2 separate regions of the Homo sapiens genome follow, and region 1 is linked to region 2. A link is an interaction called in ENCODE POLR2A ChIA-PET data of the cell type or tissue named here. Cell type or tissue: MCF 10A. All regions are shown on one strand. Each heading gives the region's core, and the rest is flanking DNA. Links, peaks and the distances in the headings are about the cores only. Region 1 overlaps LOC105372112 (a long non-coding RNA gene). Region 2 overlaps LOC105372112 (a long non-coding RNA gene).

Region 1 (9,375 bases), core at 743-8,742, 59 kb before region 2:
CCATTCTGTTCCCTCTCTGTGCTTCTCCACTGCTTCTCAGCTGCCACGCTACGCTCTGTGTGTGTGCCCGTACGTGTGTGCATGCTCAAGAGTGTACAGTTCTCAGATCCACCCTCCCTACAATGAATGAAACTCTCCCACAGCCCTTCCCTGCCAGTTTTGAGAATCACTGCTTTCCTCATTTCCACGTCTCAGGCTGCATAGGAGAGGAAGTTCATCTGTGTGTGCACCGGGCTTTGGGATGCTGTTCCTTTGTTGGAGGGAGCAGAGCCCTTCCATGGCCTTGGGGGACATTTGGAAATGAAAGGAAAAGGTGCACCCCAGAGGTGGGGCTGTCTCTGGCCTGGACACGTGCTCTGTGGACCAACAGTTTTGCCATTGATAGGTGGTCTTACAGGGGGTTGTATAAAATTCCTCCGGAAATGCTGGGCATGGTGGCTCACGCCTGTAATCCCAGCACTTTGGGAGGCTGAGGCAGTTGGATCACAAGGTCAGGAGATCGAGATCAGCTTGACCAATATGGTGAAATCGTATCTCTACTAAAAATACAAAAATTAGCCAGGCATGGTATCGCATTCCTGTAATCCCAGCTACTTGGAAGGCTGAAGCAGGAGAATCGTTTGAACCTGGGAGGCGGAGGTTGCAGTGAGCCAAGATTATGCCATTGCACTCCTGCCTGGGTGACAGAGCAAGACTCTGTCCCCCCCCCCAAAAAAAAATCCTCTGGAAAGAAAGGTGCCGCGTTAGCTGTGAGGTGTGCCCACAGTGCCAGCCCACAGGGGCTGCTTTCTGCTTCGGGTCCTTGCCCCTTCCTGGGAATGCATGGGTAATAAAAGGAGCAGAACTGGCACTCAGCTCAGTCACTGATGACAGATGACGCTGCTTACACAGTGGGAAGGGCTCTGAGCCAGGGTGGAAGGGCCCACACCGTGCCTTGGGGGATTTACTGTTGAGGAAAAACTCGGGGGCCTTTTGTCCCTAGGGGTGCCCCAGAAAGCCTCCTCAACCCTGTTTCTCCAGGCCCACAGGCACGCCTTGCCCACTCCACATGCTTGCCTCTAGGCCAGTCCCTGCCCACTCCTCTTCCCTTGATGTTCTGTGCTCCAAGTCCCCTCTCCTTTGCCTCAGAAGACAAGCATGGGCCTCTTGTCACCTGAAGGGCTTCCTGCCCTTGCCACAGGGAGGACAGAGGTGTGTAATGGCACAAAGGGGGCATTGCAGAGCATGCGCCTTGCCTGGGTTGCCCCCAGCGTGGCCCCTGGCTCCTGACTTCCTTCCGAGATTGAAGAAGGAAGTCATGTGCACAGAGGTCAGTAACAGCCCTACCAGCCCCGGCTCCCTGTGTCAAAAATGCAACAGCTCACACCTCACTTGTCTTTCCACATCTTCTTTCCTGCCTGTCTATTCTTCTATCCTGCTGACTTTTATTTTTATTTTTTATAAAGTCCAATTAATCAATTTTAAAAAATAGATTGTACTTTTGGTGTTGTAACTCTTTCTCGTGCACTCACTCTCTCACTTTCTCGCTCGCTCTCTCTTTGAGACAAGGTCTTGCTCTGTTGCCAGGTTGAAGTGCAATGGCATGGTCATGGCTCACTGCAACCTCGACTTCCTAGGCTCAAGTGATCTTCCCACCTCAGCCTCCCGAGTAGCTAGAACGACAGGTGTGTGCCACCATACCTGACTAATTTTGATTTTTGTGGAGATGGAGTTTCACTATGTTGCCCAGGCTGGTCTTTAACTCATGGCCTCAAGTGATTCTTCCACCTCAGCCCTCCAAAGTGCTGGGATTATGCATGAGCCACTGCACCCATCCTCGGTTGGCTTTTTGAGCCTCTTTCTCTTTGTTTCCCCTTTTGGATCAATAGTGAACACGTGGGGGCTACCCTGCATTCTGATGTGGCCAATCCCTGGTCCTGGCCCCCTAGATTAATGCCCTGAGTCAATCAGCCATCCTCCAGACCATCCTCAATCTTATCCCTGGTCCTGGCCCTATCCTTTGAATCTTGCTGACCTGAGTGGAGGAAGTAGACAGGGAAGGAATCTAGCTGGGGAGGAGGAAGGAGAGGGCTTCTTCCTTGCCTCCACTCAACAGCTCTCTTTGCTATGTCCTTCGAGTGCTCTCTGATTAAGACGGCCTGGCTCAGGCCCCTCTTATACCCTGTTGCTCTCAGCATTTACATATCATGGCCATGACTTTGCAGGTTGACAGGAAACCAAAGCTTCATGTGAGCACATTCTATCATCCCAGTTAGATCAAAGAGGGCAGGAGATGCACCCTGCACTCACTAGTGCCCTGCACACTGGCAGAAGTCCAGCTGCTTGGCTAACTGGTTACTCCTGGTGAGACATTTCCTGGCTTCCTGGGAGGCACTGAAGGCAGTTTCCACCAGAGGCTTGGTCTCCAGGAAAGCCAACGCAAAGAAGAGCTAGCTCTCTTGGTGGGAAGAATTCCTGGGCTTATAAAGGAAGCATTTCAATGACCAAAGCACTCTGTTTACTCATTCATTTATTCTTTCATTCATTAATTCCTAGTAGGCCTACTCAGTGCCAATCTAGGTAATACACAGTCCCTGGGAGCTTACCATCTTGTTGGGAAGATGAGACTTGAAACAATGGGACAAGGCAAATAAGATTAAATGCCCCAGATACTTGATTTGAATCATGGATTGAGGAGGTAAGAGAAGAATGGTGGGGCTATAGGAGAGGGTAGGTGCTCTCTAGGAAGCAAGCGGTTTCCCAGCCCTGGAAGAAAGGGTAGGATTTAGACATGTAGATGAGAACATGGAAGACCTTCCAGACACAAGAAATGAGCAAAACCTCGGTGTTTTGCAGTGAGAGCAGAGGGCATTCTGGGGCAGTGGAGGGAGCTTGAAGAAATCAGTGTGGGTTCTGTGCTGCTGCCCTGGATGCAGCAGGCCGGTGGGCCATGCTGGCCATTCCAAGCCTTGTCTGGGAATTGCTCTGGTAACCAAGAATGCACTGAGAGTGACGGACGTGCTGAGGCTGCACTCCCCTCTTCCCATGCCCTATGAGCAGGCCCAGGCGGGGCCGAGGCCCCATCCAAACCACTCTTGTCTTGGTTCCGGCCCAGAAGTAGCAAGAGAAGCTGGAAAGGCAAAGCTTCTTGATTTCCACTGCTTTCTGAGCTGGCCAGGTGGAAGGCAGCCAGGGAGGAGCAGCTGGCGACAGCCCGCCTGACTGCCTCGGATGGCAGGCAGCTACTCAAGGGAACAATTGGGCAGAAGCAGGGGGCAGGGGGGTCAGGGAACATGGACCAGTGGAATTCTGAACAAGGTCAAAGTCCAATTTGGTACAGTGCTTGATTACCAATTTAAATCTCATCTTTCCTTCCAGAGTGGCTGCCCCCTGCAGGAGAGGCCAGGGCTGCCACAGGGGAAATTTGCATTTTAGGATTCCAAGTGCAGGGTGCCCTGGCAGGGCTGTACTCAGCCGGCGGTCCAACGGGTGCTCGCCCTTGCACCTGGCAGTCGCATGTTGAATATGCTCCTATTTTCCCTACTTCTGGCTGCCTGTATGCTTGGGAAACAAACACAAAACGAAAAACTCTTCTTACCTCTTGCAGTCAGGGGAGGATCCCAAAGCATGCAGGGTGGGAGGTGGTGGGGTCTAGACAGTGGGTAGTGATCGTAGGTTTTTCACACCTGAGGCTGGAAGAAAGTGCTAAGGGATTGGCAGTCAAATGGGCAGCAGGGCACTTAAGGGGGTGATGTGGAATGGAGCCCATAGAAAGAGGCAGGAATCTGGGGTGCAGTGGTGGCTCAAGGGTGGGTTCTACAGAAATGGTTGATCGATTGATTCCAGGCATGTAATTCGGTTTGAAAACAAGCTCCTCTTTGAGACTCTTCCCTTGGGGCAGTTGGTTCTCAGTCTTTGACTTCACCTGGGATGCTTTTGAAAATATTAATGCCTAATTGTTAATGGCCTGGAAATTCTTTCCTACTTTATTTTATTCATCCATTCATTCTCATCAAGAAAGCAAACCTATGCTTTTTAAAATTTTTAATTTTTGCTCCTAAAAAAGCAAACCCAAACCTGCAAATTCTGATTTAGCAAATCCACAACTTCTGTCTCTTCCCATCAACACCAGTACCTCTACCACCATTACCACCATCCCAAGGTAAGGTGTGGAAAGCTCCTCTGCCCTGGCATGTCCTACAGAACTCCCTGGGGTGGGTCTTTTTGTTACCCCTTTACCATTAAATCAACACACATTTATTGGGTACCTAAGTGTTGGTGAGAATGGCTGCACAGCCTAAAGTCTAGGCTGCTTTTGGTGTTTGGTTTCTTTCAGCTGTATAGGACTTTCTGTGAGAAGAGGGAGTATGTGGTGCAATTTGTTCATGACATCAGAGTTCATGGGGACAATGACCTGCTTGCAGAGAGTTTGCTTGCTGGCATATCCAAAGGCAATGCCTGTTGCAATCTTTTAGCTGCTGTGGGGCTGGGCATCAGGACTGGATTACCCAACACCCTGTGACCAGGAGCCTTGTGGGTACACACACACACACACACACACACACCCCCACACCCTTCCTTACCTGAGGCACCTGAAGATACATTTTGTGCATCCTGCAGTTAAGTTGATGGTCAACCAGGCCTAGCTGGCCCAGACTCCATCTGAGTAATCCTGGGACTCATGGAGTGCACTTAGATTTATTGTGGGCCCCAGGGGTTCATCACTCTCCCCTTTTCAGGTGACAATGGGGACAGAAGCTGCCGTGATGGGGACCCTCTGTTATCTTTTCTTGTCTGACTGGAAGGAGAAAGGAATGCCTGAAATCAGCCTATTGCAGAGGACAGTGGGCTCCCTCAGGACTCAGAGTCCTCAGGCTCTCACTGGTGTCCATGGCTGGCAGGATGTCTGGGAGGCTACTCAGAGATGGCCACTAGATAACCAGGCTACATATGATATTTGCTGGGACACGTTCCCCACGTGGAAACTCCAGCCCCACCCAGTCCCATTTGCCACTCACCTTGGAAGTGTTAGGAGCTTTTGTGGGGGCACATTTAGGCCCCACTGCAGATCAGAAATCCTCAGTAGCTCCAGGGGCCCACAGCGTAAAGCCCAGAGGCCTTCGGGTGCCATCCAGGACATTTTGTCATCTCCTCCCAACTGTCCTCTCCAGCCCCTTCTGCCTTTCCTCTCCCTTGGATCTTCTGCTCAGACTGGCCCCCTCTCTGCCCACCTCACCCCTGACTCACCTAGGATGTTCCCCAGGCCTTTGACCCCATGTGCCGTTAGTACCGAAGGTGGGGGAGCACTCGCTTTCTCCCTGGATGCCCACCAAATCCCGCCACACATTCTAGGACCAGTTCTAGGAAACCTGCCTCCACTGGGAGTGATTTCTGGGCGTTTCTCCAGGGTGGTGCCTTGTATTAATCACCTCTGCATCTGCAGTGGTTGGTATGGTGTGAAGAAGACTCTCAAGAAGCCCTGGCTGGATCAACACTCGCACACGAATGATCTCTGTCCTTCCTGCAGCACTCTGCCTTAGGTGTGCTTGTTTGCATGTGCGTGTATCATCTTAACCACCTCATGAGCTCACGGAAGGCACAGCCATGCATTTCACTCCTCTACGACCTCACAGGCAGCCGGACCTCTTGTGCATGCAAGTGTTCTGTGATAGATGTGTTCTGATGATAAGGAAGACAGACATTGAAAGTAGCTTTCTTTCTGCTCCCTGATTTGGACCCTGGGCTCCAGCCAAGCCTGTTTCTTCACTGTCCCTGTCACATGCTCCCTGCTCCCCTGGGCGATCACATTTGCTCATTCTGTACTCTAGTCCCTACTTTTGTCCCCAGTCCTGGTTATTGTCCCCAAGGTCAGACTGAACCCCACCTCATCCATAATCCCCACCTCCAGATCTCTTGGGACCGGAAGACTGCAAAGATGCTCAGTTCACCAACTGGAGTACCCAAGCAATACCATAGTTCTTCCTTTTCTGTAAAATGGCTCAATGCTGACTTCACATCCCCATCATACTGGGCTGTCCAGAAATTCAACCCAGGTCTTTCTTTGGTCACCCTCTGGTCCCCCACTGGGTTGGCTAAAGGCTCCCAGCCCCTCTTGCCATGGGTCCTTACTGGTCACAGTGGAGGATGCCCCTGCCTGGCAGGTGTGGCCTCTGTGGATCTACTGTGCTGTGTCTTGCTGGTCACCTTTGAGTTACGGGCTTCTGTGGTGAGCCCAGTGCCCAAGGTCCAGCCTCCCTGCTGTGCCATAAAAGCCATTCCTTCTGAGAGCCTCTCAGTGTGAGGTGCTTTCGGGGAGCAGGTTGTAAGTTTCTATTGATTTGGGGACCCACAGGCCACTCCCTAATTACTGATTTTAGTCTAGGAACATCCCACTCCTCAAGTCCCGTTCTCCTCAACTTTGGAAAGTTCAGACACCCCGCTGCAAAATTCTCCCAGGCAAGGAAATTGAAGCCACCACCTGTGAGAGCTGGGGAAGGCAAGGGCAAAGACAAAAGAGGGGCATGGGCACTAGTTCAAAAATTCCTGTGCCTGGCCCCTCTCTTCTGAGCTCCATTTGTATTAATAAACACTCTTTGAGTGCTCTTTACTTTTTAAATGCAATACTCTTGTCCCGCGAATGAAAGTGTAAATCCTGTGAGATCCATTCCCTGGTGGATGAGACCTATTTTCTCATATTTCCTCCTTAGCAACTCGTGCAGAGCTAAGTGCACGGTAAGGGAGTGTCAGGGCTTGTTGGCTGACTCTTGTGTCCAGAGCTCATCAGAGAATGACTCCGGCTCTGCTCCAGCTTCTTTGAAAGCGAGGCTTTTGCCTCGGCAGCCCTCACTGCTTCCTGTCCTCAAGAAGACATCAGCTCTACTCATAGCTGCCTCTCCTCCCCAAACTCTTCCTGCCTGTGGTCCTCTCCCACCAGCCCCACGATGTTCGCCTTGTCCTGGAGTGGGGGAAGACAGCCCACAGCAAAGAGACACGCTTCCTTCTACATCCTGGCTGGGATGCAGAACTGAGTGATGCCAGTCCCAGCCCCTTGTGCGGTAGGAAGGCTGCAGGTCCTTGGGAGAAGTTTTGAAATCCCTTTCTCTTCCTCTCCTGGTGGGACTGAGATATTGATAAAAAGTCTCAGCAATAAGGGGAGAGAACACAGCGAAGGAGAGGTCTGTAGTCACAGCTAATCTCAGGCTAGTTCTAGGCATTCTTCCTTCCTTCATCCTTTGAGCCTGACCTCCCTCCATTCCCTCCCGCCTTTCTTTCAAACTCACCTTGACTCTCTATTCCCAGCTCCCCAACTCAAGTCATCAATGTTAACAGACTAGTGCCCATCCCACTACACCTTTCTTCATACATGTGCACACAATCATACAAACTCATCTATAGGTTAACTCATGGTGGTGTATTTTTTTTTAAATAACATCATTCTATATAGACTTTCTGTATCTTGCTATTCTTGCATAACAATGTCATATTAAAATCCCTCCAGGTTAACTGGCATAAATAGTATGCCTTTTTAAATGGCTAAATACTATTCCTTGAAATGGCTACACCACCATTTATTAAACAGGTTTCTATTGATAGGCCATCAGACTGGTTTCTGTTTTATGCAATATAAACAATGCTTCTGTGTTGATTTTTTTTTTTTTTTTTTTTTTTTTTGAGATGGAGTTTCGCTCTTGTTGCCCAGGCTGGAGTGTAATGGAGCAATCTCGGCTCACTGCAATATCTGCCTCCTGGGTTCAAGCAATTCTCCTGCCTCAGCCTCCCGAGTAGCTGGGATTATGGCGCCCACCACCACACCCAGCTAATTTTTGTATTTTTAGTAGAGAAGGGGTTTCACCATGTTGGCCAGGCTGGTCTCAAACTCCTGACCTCAAGTGATCCACCAGCCTCGGCCTCCCAAAGTGCTGGGATTACAGGCGTGAGCCACCATGCCCAGGCAATTGGTGCTTTTTAATGCTATGGAATAGATTCCCATACATGATTTCTGATTAAAGGGAATGCATGAAGGTACGATTTAGGTACAGTAAAATTAACCCATGTTCATGTAGATTTCTGCAAGTTTGCACAGACACATACAGATCATAACCAACACCATAATCAAGATACAGAACAGGTCCATAACCTCAGAAAGTTACTTTTTTTTTTTTTTGTAGTCAATTTCTTCTCCATCTCCCACCCTTGAAACCACTGATCTGTTTCTATAGTTTTGCCTTTTCTAGATTGTCATAGAAATGGAATCACAGAGTAGACTTTTGAGTCTGGCTTCTTTCACTTAGCATGATAAGATCCATCCACAACAAGACTCATTCATTCATAACAAAATTCATCCATATCATTCATTTATAAAACGATTCACATTGTTGCAAATATCAGTGATTTGTTTCCTTTTATTCTGACTAGTATTTTACTCTATGGATGTACTAATGGATTATTTATCCATTCCTCAGTTGAGAGACACTTGTGTTGTTTCCATTTTTTGACACTTAAAATAAAACTGCTATAAACATTCATGTAAAGTTTATTTATGTGGATGTATGGTTTCATTTCTCTTGGTTAAATTTCTAGAAATAGGATTGCGGGGTTGTATGCTAAGTATATATTTAATTTTACAAGGAACTGCCACCTGTTTTCTATGGCTGTACCACTTTGAATTCCCACCAGCAGTACATGTTGTTCTGTGTCCTTGATAGCACGTGGTGTTGTTATTTTGATTTTAGCCATCCTAGTGTTTACTGGTATCTCATTGTGGATTTAATTTGAATTTCCCTAATGACAAGTGTCATCAAACATCTTTTCCTGTGCTTAATTGCCATCTATGTTTCTTCTCTTTCTCAAAGATTCTTTTCAAACCTTTTACCTTTTTTCTTTATTCAACTGCTTGTTTTCTTATTTGAGAATTCTTTATGTAACCTGGATACAAGTTATTTATGTGTTTGCAAATATTATTTTCCAGTGTGTAGCCTGTTTTTTTTTTCATCCTCTTAAGTGTGCTTTTAAAAAGTTTTTAGTAAAGTCTAACAACAATTTTTGTCTTCTCTGGATCATAGTTTTGATACAGCACCTGAGAAATATTTGCCTAACACAAAGTCATGGAGATTTTCTTGTATGTTTTCCTCTGTGTTTTATAATTTTAGGTTTATAGTTTTTGATTTTATACTTTGGCATATGATTCATTTTTAAAGTGAATTTTTGAATAAGGTAGGCTGCATGGGTTGAGGTTAATTCATTTGCATATGGACATCCAATTGTTTGACAACATTGGCTAAAAGGATCATCTTTTCTCATTGAGATGACTTCATACCTTTGTAAAAAATCAACTGACCATATTTGTTTGGGTCTATTTCTGGACTTTCTAATTTTTTCCATTAATATATATGTCTA
Region 2 (9,375 bases), core at 377-8,376:
TGGTTCCTGTAAACTTTGATACCAAGAAAGCTGACTCTGTATAAAATTTAAAAATTGTGAAACAAGGGAGGTTCTGAATGTTTACATTCTGGCCTTTTGGCTCAACTCCAGGAAGAGATACATGTGCAGGGTGCAAGATATAATCAATTCACCAGTTCCCACCAGGAAGTCTTGCTCATGTTAGGGACAAAGAAAGCTGTCTCCACACCAAGACTGACTGCCTGGAACTGGAGCAACAGGGACTAAAACTTTAGAAAGGCAAATAGGAAATACCTTTTTGTTTCTAAAGATTACCCATGGGATAAGATTCAGGGTCAGACACAGAAACTTCCTATTGTTTTATCAATTAGTCATGAGCACCTATCATGCCCACAATCTCTACTGAGTAGAGGACACAAGGAGAGAAATAGGAATTTACATCCCCGCTTTTGAGACAATGAAGGTCTCGTTGAGGTACCTCATTTTTATTGAGAAAGCAATGTGAGACAGGATATAGTCACGTATGCAATTTGCGTGCAGACAGCAAGTGCTGGGGAGGGACTAGACATCTTTGTAAACCTCCTTCTGAGCAGAGGAAACTGTGCTCCTAGTCAGTTATGATTGCTGTTTCTTCTCTTTCCTGTGAGTATGGAGTGATTTCTGGCTGCATTCTCCCTACTCTGCCTGCAGGCTCAGTCAGTCTTTCCCAGGTGGTTAGATAGTTCTTAGCATTAATTTTGAAATCAAATGACTGTGTGAGCTTGGGGAAGTTAGTTAATATCTCTGATCTTCAGCGTCATGTGTAAAATGTGGGCGATCATACCAGCTGTATAGCATTATAATGAAGATTAAATGAGATCGTGTATATTAAAACAACTATGGTGCCTTGGTATTCAATAAATATAATTTCATTTTTCCTTGGAGAAATAGGAATACTGATTCTCCTAAACCTGTGCTCCCCAACACAGTAGCCACCAGCCACGTGTAGCTATTGAGCACTTGAAGTGTGCAGTCTAAATGGAGATCTGCTGTATGTTTTACACACACAGCAGATTTTGAAGATTTTGTGTGAAAAAAATGTAAAATTTGATTACATGTTGAAGTGATAATATTACAAATGGATTAGGTTAAATAAAATATATTGTTAAATTAATTTAACCCACTTTCTTTTAATGTTCTCAAAGTGACAATTTAAAAACTTTAAATTACAAATATGGCTCATGTTGCATTTTTATTGGACAGTACCATAAAACTTTGCCAAGGTAGATGGTCTGGAGTTCCCAGAGATTTTACCTAGTGGGCCATCTCCTATGGATTTGCCTAAGAAGAAAAACTGGGGTGCGGTTTTGTGATGGGGTACAAAGACAATCTTGATTGATTTAAAATGACTGGGACTATCACCGTCCAAAACTCAAGTCAGACATGTAGCTGCTTTTCCCTCATTTGGGATGAAATGAGGTGGGTGTTTGCTGGGATGCTCTGTGAAGACAGAGAAGGAAATTACAATTGTTCAATAAATATTAGCTATATTTATTTTATTCCTCCAGCTCTGGGTCACATAATCATAACCCCTGCAAAAACACCAAAGGTACATTTTTAAAGATCAGGACTATTTCCACTATGATTCAATATTATGCTAGTGTCCTAATAAAAGTAAATGAGAGAAATCACTTGGAACAGCAGTCCCCAACTTTTTTTGCACCAGGGACTGGTTTTGTGGAAGACAATTTTTCCCCTGGGTGAAGGGGGTGGGGAATGGTCTCACTGGCCATTAGATTCTTATTAGGAGAATACAACCCAGATCCCTTGCATGCACAGTTTACAATAGGGTTCGCGCTCCTATGAGAATCTAATGCCGCTGCTGATCTGACAGGAGGCAGAGCTCATGCACTAATGCTCACTCACCTGCTGCTCACCTCTTGATGTGCAGCCCGATTCCTAACAGGCCACAGGCTCACCTCTTGATGTGCAGCCCAGTTTCTAACAGGCCACAGACCGGTACTGCTCCATGGCCCGGGGATTGGGGACCCCTGACTCAGAAGCATAAAAATGGGTTTTTTAAAAAAGCTATCCCAATTTGCAGACAATATGTTAGTGTATTTGTTTGCTAGGGTTGCCATAACAGAATACCACAGACTGGGTGGCTTAAATGATAGAAATTTATTTTCTTGAAGTTCTGAAGGCTGGAAGTCCAAGATGAAGGTGTCAGCAGGGTTGGTTACTCCTGAGACCTCTCTCCTTGGCTTGCAGATGGCTCTCTTCTTGCTCACATGGTCTTTCCTCTGTGCAGGACCATCCTTGTTCTCTATTTTGTGTGTTCAAATTTCCTCTAATTATAAGGACACACATCAGATTGGATTAGGGCCCACTCTAAAGGCCTCACCTTAACTTTACTTCTCTAAGGCTCTATCTCCAAATACAGTCTCATTCTGAGGTACTGAGGCTTGGGGCTTCAACACGTGAAATTTGGGGAAGCACAAGTCAGTCCATGACAGCTACTGTCCTTGGAAAGCCTTAGAAATCAATGATAAAACTATCTCAAACAACAAAAAATTCAGTAAAGTAACAGGGTATAAAATTAACATATGGTTGAGGGGGGAAAGAAGGGTTGATTAATGGGTACAAAAATACAATTAGATAGTAAGAATAAGATCTAGTATTTGGTAGTACAATAGCGTAACTATTTTTTATATATTTCAAAATAACTGGAGAAGTAGATTTGGAATTTTCTTAACACAAAGGATAAATGTTTGAGGTGATAGATACCCAATTGCCCTGACTTAATCATTACATATTATATGCTTGTATCAAAATAATACATGTACCTCATAAATATGTACAACTATTATGTGCCCATAAATACTAAAAATAAAAATAAAATTAACATATAAAACCCAATATCTATCATATACACAAATAATAACCAGTTAAAGGACATAATGTTAGAGAAAATTTCATTTATAACAGCAATAAGAAATATTAAATACTTTGGTATAAACTTTGTTAAGCTTATTCTGGTTAGAAACATCCAAATTTTACAAAAAGGACTTTAAAAACATTCTTGCAAGACACAAAAGTAGGCTTTAAGAAGTGGGAAAGATAGCTCCAATTGTTGAACAAGATGACTCAATGTCATAAAGATATCAGTTCTCTGTAGGTTATGGGAGAAACATGGTGCACTATCAATAAAAATTCCAACAAGTCTTTTCTTGGGGTGTTCAGGTAAGTTGATACTAAAGTTCATGTAGAGAAACAGGCCTGCAAGAGTGGATGGAAAACACTGAAAAATAAAAAGTATGGAGGTCACTGGCTCCACTGGACATTAAAACATAACATAAATTGCTTTAAATTAAAAGCATGATATTGGTGCATGAATATAAATATAGACTAGTAGAAAATAATAGAAAGTCCATCAATAGACCTAAGTTCACATGGAAATTTAGCATATGATAGAAGCAGCATCTCAAATTCCAGAGCAAAGATGGGTTTTTTAATAAATGATGCTGGTACAACTGGATCTCCACTTGGAAAAGGATACAGTTAGAACCATACATTGCATCACATGTAAGAATGAACTTGAAATGGATTAGAGATCTAAATGTAAAATATGAAACCATTAAAGTTCTAGAGAAAAACGTGGGCGAATTTCTGTTAACCTCAGGTAAGAGGTTAACTCAGTTACCTCTGCCTGTAATCCTAGCACTTAGGGAGGCTGAGGCAGGAGGATTGTTTGAGCGCAGGAGTTTGAGGCCAGCCTAGATAATATAAGGAGACCCCCATCTCCACAGAAGAAATTTTAAATTATCCAGGTGTGGTGGTATGCTCCTGCGGTCCAAGCTACTCAGAAGGCTGAAATGGAAGGATGTTTTGAGCCTGGGAGGTTGAGGTTTCAGTGAGCCATGATCACACAACTGCACTCCACCCTGGACAACAGAGTGAGGCCCTGTCTTAAAACACAAGTCTTCATGACAAAAATATCACCCTAAACAAATTCAAATGATAACTGATATCATTGGAGAAGTTAATTGCAACATATACCACTAACCATGAGCTAATATTCCTACAATATAAAGAACTCTCAAAAACTGAAGGGCAAAAACATCAAAAACCTGATAGAAAAATGAGGGAAAGTCATGAACAGGCATTTCACACACACAAAAAAGATGTTAAAATGACCCTTAAACACTAAAAAAGTTCAAATTTACTATTTTCACTGGCTACTATAAGGCTAAGGGCAAAAAGAATTGTATGCAAATATTGTGTTCTAGTTCGTAAATTTGTTTCTCATAGGGAATTTTTCTTCAGTTCTGAAGTTATTTTATGTCTACACTAGAATTGAACAAATTAATAAACATAATGTGGATACAGATAGATGAATACAGAAATTAATAGAGGCATAAATGTGTATGTGTGTGTGTGTGTGTGTGTGTGTGTGTGTGTGTGTATTTTCTGTGTCTGTCTGCTGAGGAGGCTTAGAAGGAATGACATTCCATTAGCAATGAGTATGCCTACTGCTCAGATCTTGTTTCCTAAATACCATTCTCCAATAAAAGGAAGCAGCATTCATTGGTGAAATGGTTGATTCCAGGGTTAGGGCAGGGAAAATAAGACATAAGCTGGGAATATCTTATGCCAGAAAGTAAGGAAGTGCTCAAAAAGAGATGGGGCATGGCAAGGGACACAGGGCCCAGCCTGGAAGAGCTCCCAATGCCAAAGGTGGGAGAACTCAAGTAATACTATAAAAAATGAGAAGATTAAACTAAATAAATATAGATTACTAGGTAGAATAAAATAAACATTCATTCATACTGTTATAAGTAAATAATTTAAAAAATATTGGTAGAGAAGGGACAGCTTCTTCTTACAGAATTCCAATTATTAAATATAGAAGGAATGAGAAAAATAGAAAATCAACATTTGGCAAATATCACACTAATTAGCAAGAACCAGAGAGGGATGCTAAAATGAGTAGGCAAAAGCACGATGAGAAACATGGTATCTGCATAGTTTCAAAGTATCTCCCCACAATATATTCATTACTTACAAAGCAAAAAATTGTAACTTTATAGTGGAGAAACCACCTTAACCATGTGGTCAAGGCTAACAAGTAACAAGACCTACTGACATCATGTATACCAATATGACACACACAGAAATATACAGCGTCCCTGCTGTTGTTCTTGCCAAGATTGAGTAATCGCAATGTAATCATAAGAAAACATCAGACAAACCTCAAAACTGAGACACTTTCACAGACCAGAGGAGACCAAGCAGACATGATGACTAAATGCCGTGTAGGATTCTGCATTGGATCCCAGACAGAAAAAAAAGGACATTAGTGGGGAAGCTGCTGAAATTCAACTAAGATCTATAGTTTAGTTAACAGTATTGCATCAGTGTTAATTTTCTGCTTTTGGAAACAGGAGCGTTTGTATCATGTAAAATGTTAACATTAAGGAAAGCTGGGTGAAGGATATATGGAAAACCTATGTTATCTTTATAATTTTCCATAGTCTAAAATTACTTTTTTAAAAAAAGGTATTAAAATTGACTCCTATGTATTTGCTGGGTCAGAGATCCAGAGTCAAATATGAGCAGATGCCCATGGCTCCCCTTCAGCTTCCTCCCATCTCAGCCTCACTGTGGTGAATTCACAATGATAGAATGATGCACTTCATTCATTGTCTCATTATATGTCCAGTATTGTACCTCTATTCACCCAATCCTAGAAGACAGAAATTAAAACATAATCATATTTTTAAAGTTTTTATCCACCAGCAATGAATAAAACTCTAATGGAAGCTAGAATAAAAAATTTGAAGCAAAACTGAAAGTGACAACTATTTCAACCTCTTTAAAGATCAGAATAGAAAGAGAAATTGCTTGTGCATTCCAGGGCCACAGTGCCTTAGAAAACCAAAAGAACTGGAGTGAGAAGAAATGAGTCCCATCTGAGTCATTTGAATCTACTTGGTTTCCCAAAACTTTCTGCATAGCTGATCCATGATTCCTGATATTCTAGCTATATAAGTACTCCTCCCCACCCGCTCCCCAGTGATTGCCATCTACAACAAACAGGAAGTAGCTTTGTCAGAATTAGTTGGCCATTAGCTGGGTGGGAGTAAGGTGAGGGAAAAACCAGGCGAGAGGAAGAGTGTGTGGGGGCAGAGAACTGGAAGAACCTTGGCTGGGAGGTAGTGGTGTCTGCTGACCCATGCACAGTAACTGGCAGGGTCCCAAACCCCTGCTGCAGAAGTTCCATGTGGCTTTTGGAGGGTTGGCTGGAGGGGTGTGGGATGGAGAGCTGCTACAAGCTGATCAAGCGGCTCTTTGAGGGATGCAAAAGTTTAGAGAACTAACAAGTCTGTTCTTATGACACGTGGTCAGTAGTACATATACCTTTGCTAGTGGCGCCATAGGCAGACAAACAGAAGATATCAATGTCCTTTCTGGGAAGAGCCCTTATGGGAAACTGACCAGGAGCCCCCCTGGGCCAAGTCACCACTAGCTGGACCATTAAATGAGTTCCAGCCTGAGGGGAGCCTCTGTTATGTACTTGGAGGCAAGGCAGGGCAGCCCAGCCCCAAGACCATCTCCTATGATGGGTTAGGTTAACCAGCCTTGTGCATAGACACTCTAGGTCACCATGTACCTGGTTCTCTTGCCATTGGAAGGCCTGAAGCTTTGTTCCATTGCATCAGTAGTGCATGGATGTATGGCAGGTGCACCACCCCTTAGGGTGATTAGGTGCCTGAGTTACCTTTCCTCCTAACATGTCGATTTCAGTGGGGGAAGGGACAAGGAGGTCTCACAGTCCTAGAGCACAGGAATTGGTGGGCATCCTGGCTGGGCCCTGAAGGGCATGCTGGGGAGCCTGCAGCCAAGAGGCCTTCAAGAAATAACTGGACATCCCTGGACAGAGAGGGAGATGTTGGCAAGGACAAACTTGGCCTGGGGCTGTGGCAGGTGAGGCTTTTGCCTGTCAGCAGCCTCTTCCAGCTGTGAGGCCTCCGTGGGGACTATGGAGTGGCACGGCAGACCCAGAGTACTGGCTTGGGCAAAGGAAGGAGAAACTGCCATTCCCCTGTAGAAGAGTCCTCAAGGTGATACGTGGCAGAGATACATGGCAGGGGCCTGCTAACTACAGCCTGTGGGCCTATTCTGGCCTCTTTTTTGCAAATAAAGTTTTATTGGAACACAGCCACACTCATTGTGCTTTCATGCTGCAATGGCAGGGTTGAGTAGTTGTAATGAAACCATACGGCCCACAAAACCTACAATATTTATTATCTGGCCTTTAATGGAAAAAGTTACCTGACCCCTGGTCTAGGGCATATTGGGTTCTATCTGTGCTTTCTAAAAAGATAAACTCCCTCTCAAAAAACTAAATTCTATTATGATGTTCCCCAAATCCTACCTCAACTGTTCTACCAAAAATTCCAGCGTCCAAGCCTCCACATCCCCCTCCAGCACCTAAGGAAGTCACAGCACTTCTGCAAGCACTGCTCCCTTCATCTATCATAGCAAGACCAGAAACAGCCACCTCTTAGGCCACTCTGGGGATGAGGCCCAAGAAATGAGTGAGTAGCCAGGAATAAAAGGAATGAGCTTGAATGGTGAGAATTCTGTGAAACCGCCAGTATGTGTATACATTTTAAATCATGAAATAGATGCGTTTTCTCTGCTAGATGACACACTTGGTTAACAACAACAACACATTGCAGACGGGTTTTCAGTGCAAGTTAAGCTGTTTATTTCTGGGGGTCCCCAGGGTCCCAGGCAGGAAGCAGAGGATTAACAAAAAAAGGTGTGAATTAGGGTGGAGGAGAGCAGACTCGTGAAGAGTTTCTGACAGCGCTGAGCTGTGTCCAAAATGAATTAGGCTTCCAGACATTGCACACTCGTTCTAAATTTAGACCTGGAGTCTGTGATTGACAAAGATGAATCCAACCTATGGCAGTCGCTGGGGATTTAGGATATAGACACGAAGTTTCTACAACTTTTACAAAGCCAACATGTAAGATACACTCACTAGATTTTGGTCCTAGACTATGCCATTGTGAAAACCAAGTATTACAAAGCCAGATATTAAGCAGATACCAAAAAGTTCTAAGACACCACTTTCTCCCTCAAGGGCCATATAATCCAGCTAAGAAAACAGATATATGCACGTAAAAAGATAGCACTGCTCTGTGTATATAATTGGGATTAAGTTCAGTTGTGACTAAAACCCTCAAGACAAGCCAAAAAGTCCAGGGCTGATGGGGCCTCTCTCTCCCACGGAGCCCTCTGGGACTTGGGCTCCTTCCTCTAAGCCCTCCACCATCTCTAGGGAGTGTCCCCATCCTCTTGGTTAATGGCACAGCTGCATTCCAGGCAGCAGGGAGAGGCAGGAACTAAGAAGGGACCAAATAAAGTCGTTCAATTCAAAGTTTATTTGGGAGTCAAGTAAAGTTTACAGTGGGAGTACAAAACTAGAGATTTGTTTCAGGTCACACACTTTGCTTGTACAACCTCTAGATTGCGTAAGTTATGCCTTCATTTATATCTTTAACACCCTAAGCATATTGATCGAAGTCTTTGTCAGACGGTTCTATAAAATTAATTTCATCTGGAGTAAATTAGTATTTTGAATATTAAATCTGTGAACTGTCTTTGTAAGCACTGGGCTTCTCCATGTGTTTTGGAATTCTGATGTACAGGCTTATTTTGAGGCTTGGAGTACTTGCTTTTTCATTTATTCTGTCTTTTTTCTCTGTACACATTCTCCCTTAACAAGCAGTTTTGTAACGGTCACCACTCAACCGTCTGGGTCCCCAGTACAGAACTGGATCCTTGAATGGCAGTTGAGAGTGTCCTGCCCTGTGGGGATTTGAGGGTTCTGTGGATCTGGATGCAGAGGCAAAGGGTAGCTGGTCTCAGCTTCTGGTCGCAAAGCAATGTCTTGTTCTCCAGTCTCTTACATCTACAGCTTTTAGAAATTCCTGGCTCTTGGCAGAGGTTGGTCAGCCTAATTTCATGGGTAAGAAGGGAGCCCTACTCCGCTGCCTGCCTTCAGGTACTGAGGGTGTCTCTGGTCCCTTCTACTATCTTGAATAGAGCTCCTTTTGTCCTCCTTTCCCCAGCTTCCACCGCCTGTCTCCAGACCTGAAGCCCAGCAGGCTGCAGCTTCAGCTCTGTTCACCCCTCTGTGCTCCTATTGCTTGTCCACAAAGATGTTAATCTCATTTATGAGTCTGGAGAAGTCTTTGGTTATCTTTTAAAAATATTGTGTCTGTCAACACTTAGTGATCAAAGAGTGAATGCATGGCACCCTTTTGTCAGGAAGTTCCCACAGTCCTTAAGATCCAAAGGAGTGGTCCTGCTCAAAGGGGAAAGAGGGGGAAGAGATTCCCA

What was found. ChIA-PET counts read pairs that join two places held together with the same protein. Peaks named below come from ENCODE experiments on the same cell type or tissue, not always from the same donor. Only the 100,000 strongest peaks of a DNase experiment are listed, where the experiment ranks them.
Region 1: POLR2A ChIA-PET joins it to region 2 with 7 read pairs; 3 of 35 experiments call an interaction of 5 or more read pairs at or near these places.

The regions. Positions count from the first base shown.
Region 1 is chr18:49,626,012-49,635,386 of GRCh38, forward strand. The region is part of intron 1 of LOC105372112 (a long non-coding RNA gene); the gene reads left to right. Among named protein-coding and RNA genes, the nearest start is that of LIPG, 69 kb to the left of the region's middle. In MCF 10A, for the core only: no CTCF peak of the experiment used is centred there; a DNase peak (open chromatin) is centred at 2,330.
Region 2 is chr18:49,685,336-49,694,710 of GRCh38, forward strand. The region is part of intron 2 of LOC105372112 (a long non-coding RNA gene); the gene reads left to right. Among named protein-coding and RNA genes, the nearest start is that of ACAA2, 120 kb to the right of the region's middle. In MCF 10A, for the core only: no CTCF peak of the experiment used is centred there; DNase peaks (open chromatin) are centred at 5,206 and 5,986.